Regions from separate parts of the Homo sapiens genome. Here region 1 is linked to region 2. A link is a contact called in ENCODE Hi-C data. All regions are on one chromosome and are shown on one strand. Each heading gives the region's core, a stretch centred on a gene start or an enhancer-like site at or near the end of the contact. The rest is flanking DNA. Distances are from core to core; before and after follow the strand shown. Region 1 holds the start of SMPD1 (sphingomyelin phosphodiesterase 1). Region 2 holds the start of TRIM68 (tripartite motif containing 68).

Region 1 (4,744 bases), core at 2,245-4,744, 1.8 Mb after region 2:
GGGAGGCCAAGGCAGGCGGATCACCTGAGGTCAGAAGTTCGAGACCAGCCTGGCCAGCATGGCAAAACCCCATCTTTATTAACAATACAAAAATTAGCTGGGCATGGTGGTGGTGGGTGCCTGTAATCCCAGCTACTCGGGAGGCTGAGGCAGGAGAATCCCTTGAATCTGGGTGGGGGAGGTTGCAGTAAGCCAAGATCACCCCATTGCACTCCAGCCCGGGCAATAAGAGTGAAACTCTGTCCCGCCCCCCACCCCAAACCAAAAAACATATATATATATATATATATATATATATATATATATATATATATGGCAAAGAAACATGTTTTGGGGTAAAATATTTTGACTTTCTTCTTTATCACGTAATTTTATGCCAGAGTATGACTGAAAAGGCAGTCACAATATATAGTGTTAAATAAAACCCAACTGATAAGAATTTATGGTTTGTAGGGCATGACTCCCCAGACCCTTTCGATAGGAATTTGAGCAAGATAAGAAAAAATCAGAGCTTAGTCCTCATTAGGAACTGCCTCTTCTTCTCCTTTAAAAACCCACTTGTGACTTCTGCTAATTGGGAGCATATACTCAGGGCAACTTGAATCTTCGCTTCACAGTCTTCAAACTTGGCCCAAATAAACTCTCTACTTATATCAAGTTTGCCTTAGATTTTTCCCTTTAGGTTGACATTTCCCAGAAGTTTTAATCAGATGAAGAAAGCTCCCAGAAGGTTTATTTCTGCATCTATTGAATCTGAAATGTCTTCGGCTTAAAATAATTGTTATACCAACTCTGGTGTTCTGAATGGGTCCCCACACAGCAAAGAATAGAGCCAGAATGTTGCATTTGTGAAAGGAAAATAAAAACTCAGGACTCCAGTTGACTATGCCAAAAGGAAAAAAAATAAACTGAAAACTGAGTCATGCAAGAAGCTGCCTTTCCTTTTGTTCCTAAGCAGATAGCTACAGACAAAAGGTTAAATATTTACAAAATTAGCCGGGTGTGGTGGCACATGCCTGTAATCCCAGCTACTCAGTAGGCTGAGGCAGGAGAATCACTTGAACCCGGGAGGCAGAGGTTGTGGTGAGCCGAGATTGCGCCATTGCACTCCAGCCTGGTCAACAACAGCGAAAACTCTGTCTCAAAAAAAAAAAAACAAAAAAAACACAAAAGGTTAAATATCTCCACAGGCATATTTACTTTATCTTATGTAAAGTGCCAGACGAACACATAATTGAGTATCTCCCTACCTGCTCCTTTTCTCTTGCGACATGTGGATTACCATACCCTTCTTCTTTCCCTCCAGCTCACTTTTCCCCTTTAAATATTGAAGCCCTCAAAATCATCTTTGGAGAAAGCCACAGACCACAGACTGTTTCTGCGATTCCGTGTTTATTTCTTCCAGCCATGTCCTTAACCTTGGCAAAATAAACCTCTAAATTGATTGAGACCTGTCTCAGACATGTTTTGCTTGACACATCCAAATTCCAGTTCCAGCACTTACTAGCTAGCTGTGGGATCTTGAGCCACTTACTTAATCCTACTTTCCTTCTCCGTAAAATGGGGATAATTATAATACCGACTTCCAAATTTGTTGTGAGGATTAACGTAAGGCAGAGTCCTCAGAAAAGTACCTACAGAGGGTTATTCGGGCCAAGGGCCAAGGTTGAGGACTGCGACCCAGGACACACTTGCAAGTTGTCTTGGGGGAGCACTCTGGACAACAAAAGAGAGGCTCATATTTTCAAAGAAAAAAAGATGAATTAGGAGAGGAAATGAATACAAAAGTTGTTCATCAGGAATTCTCATTGTTTACAGAAATAACACTGGTTATACATTGTTTAGCGCTTGGCTATACATTGTTGAACTATAAGGTGTATGGCATTTAATGGCTACTTGGCATAGCAAGTGGTTTCAAGAGATAATTACTTAGCTCAAAGAAGAGTGAGAGTGACTGTTGCTACATTTTAAATGCCTGTCTGGGCCTGATAATTTAAAGGGGCTCATCTTCCTTAGATAAAAAGGTTTTGTTTTGTTTTGTTTTTCATAGTACATAATCTTAAAAATGCATGCTAATTATTACTGTGAGTACTCTATCTGAGATGATGTCCCCAGAACTGGGGGGAAAAAACACTTGTAAAAAATTATCAAAGGAAAGAACTGACAGGACTTGATAGCTCTGAGGATTCCTCAGAAGCACTCGTCAAACAGCTTAGGGTTTAATTGCTATTCTGCCACTTAACTTCTTTGTGCCTCATCCTATCTGTAAAGGAGGGTAATAATAGTATTTGCAGGGACCAAGGGAAACTTTCCCTTCGCCCTCTGAAATTCTGCTGAAAAATCAACCCACAAAAAACAGATTAATTGAAGAAAAGGCATAGAAATTGTATTAATGTGTCCACGGGGAACCACAGAGTGACTACCCACTTCCCAGACGAGTTCAGAAGCTTAGGTGTCATTCAGGCAAAGGGGGTTGTGGGAGTGAGGGGAAGAGGAATTCTGCTGAGGGAGAAGGAATGGATCAGGGAACAGATTAACTAGCACATTATCATGTGAAGGGGTCTGTTCAGGTGTGATTATATTCTTGGTTTTGTAGGGAGGGGAAGAAAAAAACCGTTGTTCCTTTTGATGGGTCTGGACGCTAGGTAACGGCTTTGGGAGAGAGGGCGCGGGAGTAGGAAGGCCAGACACACCTTAAGGCTTAACTTAGTAAGTCAAACCACCATATTTTGGGTATGGATTTCTGAGCCCCAATATAATAGGTACTTCTTAGGGTTGTTGTGAGAATTGAAGATTATTAATTATAAAGTGCCTGGGTTGGTGCTTGGCACATCATAAACAACTCCATAAATGCTCGCTTTTACTGTCGTGGATACACGGAGGTGGGAGACCCAATTGGGTTCCCGCCCATGTTATTGGCCCCCACGGCTATATGGTCTTTACGGCTTCCTAGTCTCTTCACCATCTCTAAGGTTTGTTTCCTCATCTGAATCACAGGTGAGTGATTCTCAGGGTGACTCAAGAGGGCTGGTGCCAGTGGCAGAGCATGGGGAATCGAGGGAAGGCGCCTTCCTGTCAGAGGCAACACACCCAGTGGGAGGATCCTGCCCGCCCTGCTCTCTCCTACCTCCCCTTCCCGGGCTAAACGCTGGGGTCGGTCTGGCAGCTATTCCGGGAATCTGAGCGCGGATTCTGACAAAGGAGACGTCTTCCACCGACCACATCACATGGAGCTCCAAAGCACGAGCACGGCCTCCCGCGGCTGTGACCTCAAGGCGGAGCCCCTGGTGACCTCAGGGAGAGTCCCCACCCCCGCAGCCCGTGCGCCCGGGGCAGGGCGGGGGCAGGGAGAGGGGGCGGAATCGGGGCGGTCCCGGGAGCGCCCCGCCCCCTCCGCCTCCGCAGCGTTGACAGCCGCCCGCCACCGAGAGATCAGCTGTCAGAGATCAGAGGAAGAGGAAGGGGCGGAGCTGCTTTGCGGCCGGCCGCGGAGCAGTCAGCCGACTACAGAGAAGGGTAATCGGGTGTCCCCGGCGCCGCCCGGGGCCCTGAGGGCTGGCTAGGGTCCAGGCCGGGGGGGACGGGACAGACGAACCAGCCCCGTGTAGGAAGCGCGACAATGCCCCGCTACGGAGCGTCACTCCGCCAGAGCTGCCCCAGGTCCGGCCGGGAGCAGGGACAAGACGGGACCGCCGGAGCCCCCGGACTCCTTTGGATGGGCCTGGTGCTGGCGCTGGCGCTGGCGCTGGCGCTGGCGCTGGCTCTGTCTGACTCTCGGGTTCTCTGGGCTCCGGCAGAGGCTCACCCTCTTTCTCCCCAAGGCCATCCTGCCAGGTTACATCGCATAGTGCCCCGGCTCCGAGATGTCTTTGGGTGGGGGAACCTCACCTGCCCAATCTGCAAAGGTCTATTCACCGCCATCAACCTCGGGCTGAAGGTGAGCACTGAAGGGGCTGCAGTGGAGGAGGCCGAAAGGAGTGCTGGGGCTGGGGGCTGGGGCTGATGCTGGTGCGCTGGGCTCAGAATGCATCCCTGATGGAGAGGGTGGCATCTACAATCCATCACTGAGTTTGCTCCCCTTTGGGGACACCCATGGCTACATGCCACCATCACCCCATTGTGACCTTTGTGAAGTAAGAAAATAATGCAGACAGTGCCTGAGGAAGTCAGCTTGCCAAGCAAAGGCCTCATGCCACAGGCCGCTGAGCTAAAGAAGAAGCGATGGCCTGGTGCTGCCTGAGTTACAGGGCAATATCTGGAAGGCAAAGGTGTGCACTGAGCTTGGTGCACTGAGTCCTGCCCAGCCCCAGTTTGGAAATGGAGGCCCAAGGGGTGGTGGCCAGGGGTTGGCCTGGTTCCTCTGCTCTGCCTCTGATTTCTCACCATGCGCTCCTCCCACTGCAGAAGGAACCCAATGTGGCTCGCGTGGGCTCCGTGGCCATCAAGCTGTGCAATCTGCTGAAGATAGCACCACCTGCCGTGTGCCAATCCATTGTCCACCTCTTTGAGGATGACATGGTGGAGGTGTGGAGACGCTCAGTGCTGAGCCCATCTGAGGCCTGTGGCCTGCTCCTGGGCTCCACCTGTGGGCACTGGGACATTTTCTCATCTTGGAACATCTCTTTGCCTACTGTGCCGAAGCCGCCCCCCAAACCCCCTAGCCCCCCAGCCCCAGGTGCCCCTGTCAGCCGCATCCTCTTCCTCACTGACCTGCACTGGGATCATGACTACCTGGAGGGCACGG
Region 2 (4,449 bases), core at 260-2,759:
CATTTTACAGATGTTTGGCTTGGGGCTCTGCCATCTATCTTGGGCAAATTTCTTAACCTCTTTAGCTTTAAGGTATAATACAAATTCAAGAGGAGAGAAAAATCACTGTGGTTTAGCGCAGTCCAGTAGCAGGAAGCAGGAAGCAGAGCAGTAAATCTTGCAGGACTCTGATATGCCATTGGCAGGGCATGCCTTCTCACTAGACTCCCTGCCTCCTGCTTTTCTTCCTCCCACTATCACTACCAAACTGTGGGATCCAGTATCCTAAAACCTCATTTTGGTAAATCACTAACTTACTAAATAATCTATCCTGGCTCCCGGTTAACAAGATCTCTCCTTGAAACAGCACCTGTGCCCAGCTAGGCAAAGGAATAAACTTCCACACACTCCCGCAAACCCCTCGTCCATTCAATCTACCTGACTTGGGTGCCTGCTATTCTCCCAGCTGAAAATGACTTCTACATGATCCTGCCTTTGACGTCATTTGCCATGTATTCGTCTATTGTCTTACTTCCCATACTAGAACTTTTTCATGTGGATAGGGTCATTGTCTGTTTTGTCCATTTCTATTTCCCCAGTGCCAAGAACAGTGCCTCAAATACTTGTTGAATACGTGAAAACTAAATGTAAATGTTGAGTTCCAACCGATAGTAGATTGAAAGTGGAGGATGTGTTAATATCCTTAGCTAAGTCAGTAGAGACATTAAGAGACACCATCTAAAGTCAATAAAACAATAAATGGAAGTTGATACCCATTATTTAAAGCTACAAATGGAAGACCTAAAATAGCGATGGAAAATTGACAAGATTGTGGCAGTAAGAAAGTAAGGCAAAGAAATATCAAAATGATAAATCCAGAAATACAGTGGAACGCATATTATTTTGATTTAGGGTGCTAAAAACATCTAAATGGGGACAAACTAAAAGTGGCAGCCTCTGCAAAGATCTGGGGATGGGTAGTTACTGCTCTTCAAAATAAGACCTGCTTTAATGTTTGACTTTTTATTATACATGAATTACTTTGAGAAAATTCAAATAATTAAACGTTCGGTTGCTTTGACTGTGCCTTCCGTAGGGTACAGCGAGAGTCTGAGAAGGGCATTTGAGAAGGGGGCGGGGCCTGGAAGACTTCCAGTTAGGACCCCAGCGGGAAGGGAGTCGAGGGGCGGGCGGTAACCTCCGGAGTCAGGGAGCAGCTCCTGGCCTGGCCACAGGGCGTTGGGCAGGTCCCCAGGACAGCGGGCGGGTGGGGGTAAAGTGAGCGTGCGGGATCTGACTTCAGAAAAGGCAGAGTTATCTACCCACCTCCCTCCTCGGCCCGGACTGGCGCTTCGCGGCGGAAACTCAAAGTGAAGAAGCCTGGTTCCGCAGCGTCCAATGGCCCAGCGTCAGAAGCTGCCGTTCCCGGCAGCTCAGCACTTAGGGCCAGAGAGCGGCAGAGGCCCAGAACCCAAAGCCCGGCAGCGCAGGCCCAGTAGCCCGCAGCTCCCAGAATACTACACCCGGCTCTAGGCCCCGCTCGCGGGACGGCAGCCAATGAGCGGCCGGCTGGGCCCAGGTTGGCTTCGCCCAGGGGGCGGTGTGTTTGTGGGGGCAGCCAATCACAGGCAGGGACCAGGGTACCCCTAGCCAATTGGTGATGAGACGGGGGTTTCGGCGCTTCTAGGCATGTCAATGTTTTTTCTCTACTTCCTGGGTTTTTCTGGTCCCTTCACCGACTCAGATTCCCTTAAACTGTAGAGGGTTCTAGGAGTTAGTTCTAGGATAGGTCAAAGGATTGAGGCTCCCAAATGATGCCGCTCAGGCACTGCATTAAGAGAGGCTCAGGTGGCTATTCATTTGCCAGTTTGACTTGTTAAACTCAGAAGCCTGAGATTGGCCAAGTCTGGTTCTGTGACCCATCTTAGCAAAGGGTTGGGCGCACATATGGTGTGGACTCTGCTGTTCCTGGCAAGATTCGCGACCTCTCATGGTTCCAGGCTTTAAATACTGGGTTCTTAAACAAAACAAAACAAAACAAAACAAAACCCTCTCTTTTTTCGTTTTTACTTCAGCAACCAGCTTGTCATCACTATTGCCACAATCCACTTTTAGAGTGAAAAACAGACAACAGAGACCGGGAGTTGATGGAGAAATGGAAACCCTGGTCAAAAATTGTCATTAAAAAAGGAAAAAAAAATTAAACAACTGGTATCCCTTCCTCACCCAAACACATAGACACATGCACGCACACACAAAAACTGTTACTTAAGACAGTGATATGGGTTTTTCTTTGTACTCCCAGGGCCTTGTCCTTCTCTTGACACTTAGGTTTTAATAAGCAAGTGAAGGCACCTCCTATCCGCATAGAAAATAACCAGGAAATCTTCCAATTGAAGCTCGGTTCCAAATTATATAATATCTTAATTGTTAGGACAGATACTCCAGAATGCTCATGCCAGTGTCTGAGCCCCGGCCATGGTTAAAATTCTGAAGGGTGAGGCCCAGAAATTTCCTGCAACAAATAGGTCTATGAGAAAAAACAAAAGTATCTTAGGTCTGAGCTGTACCCTCTGTCTCACCCAGTTTTGGAGAAATGGCTGCTCTAATAGAATAATGAATGGATTAATTGAAATAAGCCATTTTAAACATTTATTTAACATCAATTTTCTTGACAATATTTTACTGGGTGCTGGGATTACAACTATGGGACATATAGTCTCTGCCTTTAAGGAGCTGAAGGTCAAGTTGGTTGTACTGCTCTGGAATCTCTGTGAAGTTAAAACAGTTAATGGGGAGATCATTTTCATGTGTAAGGTGCAATTTGTAACTATGACGGACTGTCAAGAACCCTGGCAATCAGGGTAGCTGGGGGTGGGGGCTTGCGTTCATGTGGGGAAGGCTGGAGAGAGGGCTTTTGAAGACAGACCAGTTTACTTCCAAGGCATAGAAGCTTTCCTTTACAGATGTCTTCAGAATGTTTTGTTTGTTTCTTTATTTGTTTGCTGTGAGACAGGTGTGTCCAGGTGAGGCTCTGTCGTGGACAAATTCCACAGCTGTAGCTGCAGACCCCAACCCTCTGCCCTGAATCCAGGATAGACCAGGACAACAAGATGAGTGGCTAACTGTAGGATGGTGTCCATCTGTGCTCTAGGGGAGGAGTAGCATCAAAGGAGAAGCAAGAACTGAGAACTGTTTGGGGCACTGAAGAAGTAGGACTAAGGAAGAGTTAGGGGGTTAGTACAAATCTGAGGCCTGGTTTTCTGGAAAGAGACCAGAGACTGACCTTATTGCATGTCATACAACATGCTTGCTTAGAGACCCCTAATTTATTTTCTTCTCTTACTCTTTCTGAGGAAGCATGAGCCACACCCTCAGTTAGTTTTGTATAATCTTAGGCTTGATGAGAATATAATCTTAGTCTTGAAGGCTTTAAAGGGGAAGAAATAGCTGTCTGTGTTAGTGGTGTGTCAGTCAGCAGGAGAACCTGCTAGGGGTGGAAGGAGGAGGGTAGGAGTATAGCCTAGACCATGAGTAGATACCCCGCTCCACCTTGAAAGTCTCCTACTGGACCTCTTATGATGGAGTTAATACCTCCTGTTTCCTCTATTCCAGATTGTTTTCAGTTTCCAGAAGGCAAAACTGACATCTCCCAGGAGTCCAAGTAGGAGATTAGGGCCTCCCGTCCCTATCTACTCAGTGCTAGCCTTGGCTAAGAGAGAGGAAATTCCTGCCTAGAGGGGAAAATCTGCAGGACTTCGTTACCACTTTCACTTTGGCAGAGGAAGGAGGTCAGGGATGGAAGGGGAAGTGAGTCTAGAAATTAAAACATAGAATTCTGTCTACAGGTGGTGGAGAGCCTTTCTGAAAGTGCTTCTGGGTTGAGGCTGTCACCTAGATTTTATATTAGAGTTTAAGTGTTCCAAAAAATTAAGAAGCAGGAAGTAGAAAAGAGAGAACAATTTCAGAAGCAGACGAAAGGAACAGTAATAGGAAGATCTAGCAAGGATGTGGTGGGGCAGTTTCAGTGTGAGATGCCATGGACAGGAAAATGGCAGCATATGTGTGTGTGTGTGTGTGTGTGTGTGTGCATGAGACAGAGAGACATAAATAACTAAATAAAAAGGTATATATCAGAATATAGATGTATATTACAATAGCAATTGTTAATAGTGACACACAACTAACAGTAAGACTTTTGTACAGTGGGAAGCAGAACAAGCCAAATGCTGTTATTAGTTTTGATATCAGAGTTGCATTAGATTAAAACAAGAAGAAGTAGCTTTATATGTCCTTGTATTTGATGTCTAATTCAAGTTCTTTAAATGTCGAATCTGTTTCAGTAAGTTACTATTCTCAAAGTATCAGTGTCTCCATGGTTATGAACAATTACACAAATAATTATTTTTATTTTTATTTGCCATTACTTTGAGTTTTTTTCTTGATTCTAATCCCTGATATTATATATTT

Evidence for each region. Hi-C counts contacts between places; a loop is a spot of excess contacts on that map. Pooled maps may share reads with other maps.
Region 1: a pooled map shows a loop between it and region 2 (12-fold over the local background). The contact joins the promoter of SMPD1 here to the promoter of TRIM68 in region 2. A Hi-C loop is called at or near these places in 6 of 50 pooled maps.

The regions. Positions count from the first base shown.
Region 1 is chr11:6,386,980-6,391,723 of GRCh38, forward strand. It overlaps SMPD1 (sphingomyelin phosphodiesterase 1), which reads left to right and starts at 3,495. Exons shown (of 6, transcript NM_000543.5): 1 at 3,495-3,937; 2 at 4,405-4,744. The coding sequence starts at 3,620. It overlaps LOC124902624 (a long non-coding RNA gene), which reads right to left and starts at 3,377. Exons shown (of 2, transcript XR_007062573.1): 1 at 3,128-3,377. RefSeq lists a silencer at 3,212-3,711.
Region 2 is chr11:4,606,722-4,611,170 of GRCh38, forward strand. TRIM68 (tripartite motif containing 68) reads right to left here and starts at 1,510. Exons shown (of 7, transcript NM_018073.8): 1 at 1,306-1,510. RefSeq lists silencers at 1,075-1,154, 1,465-1,674.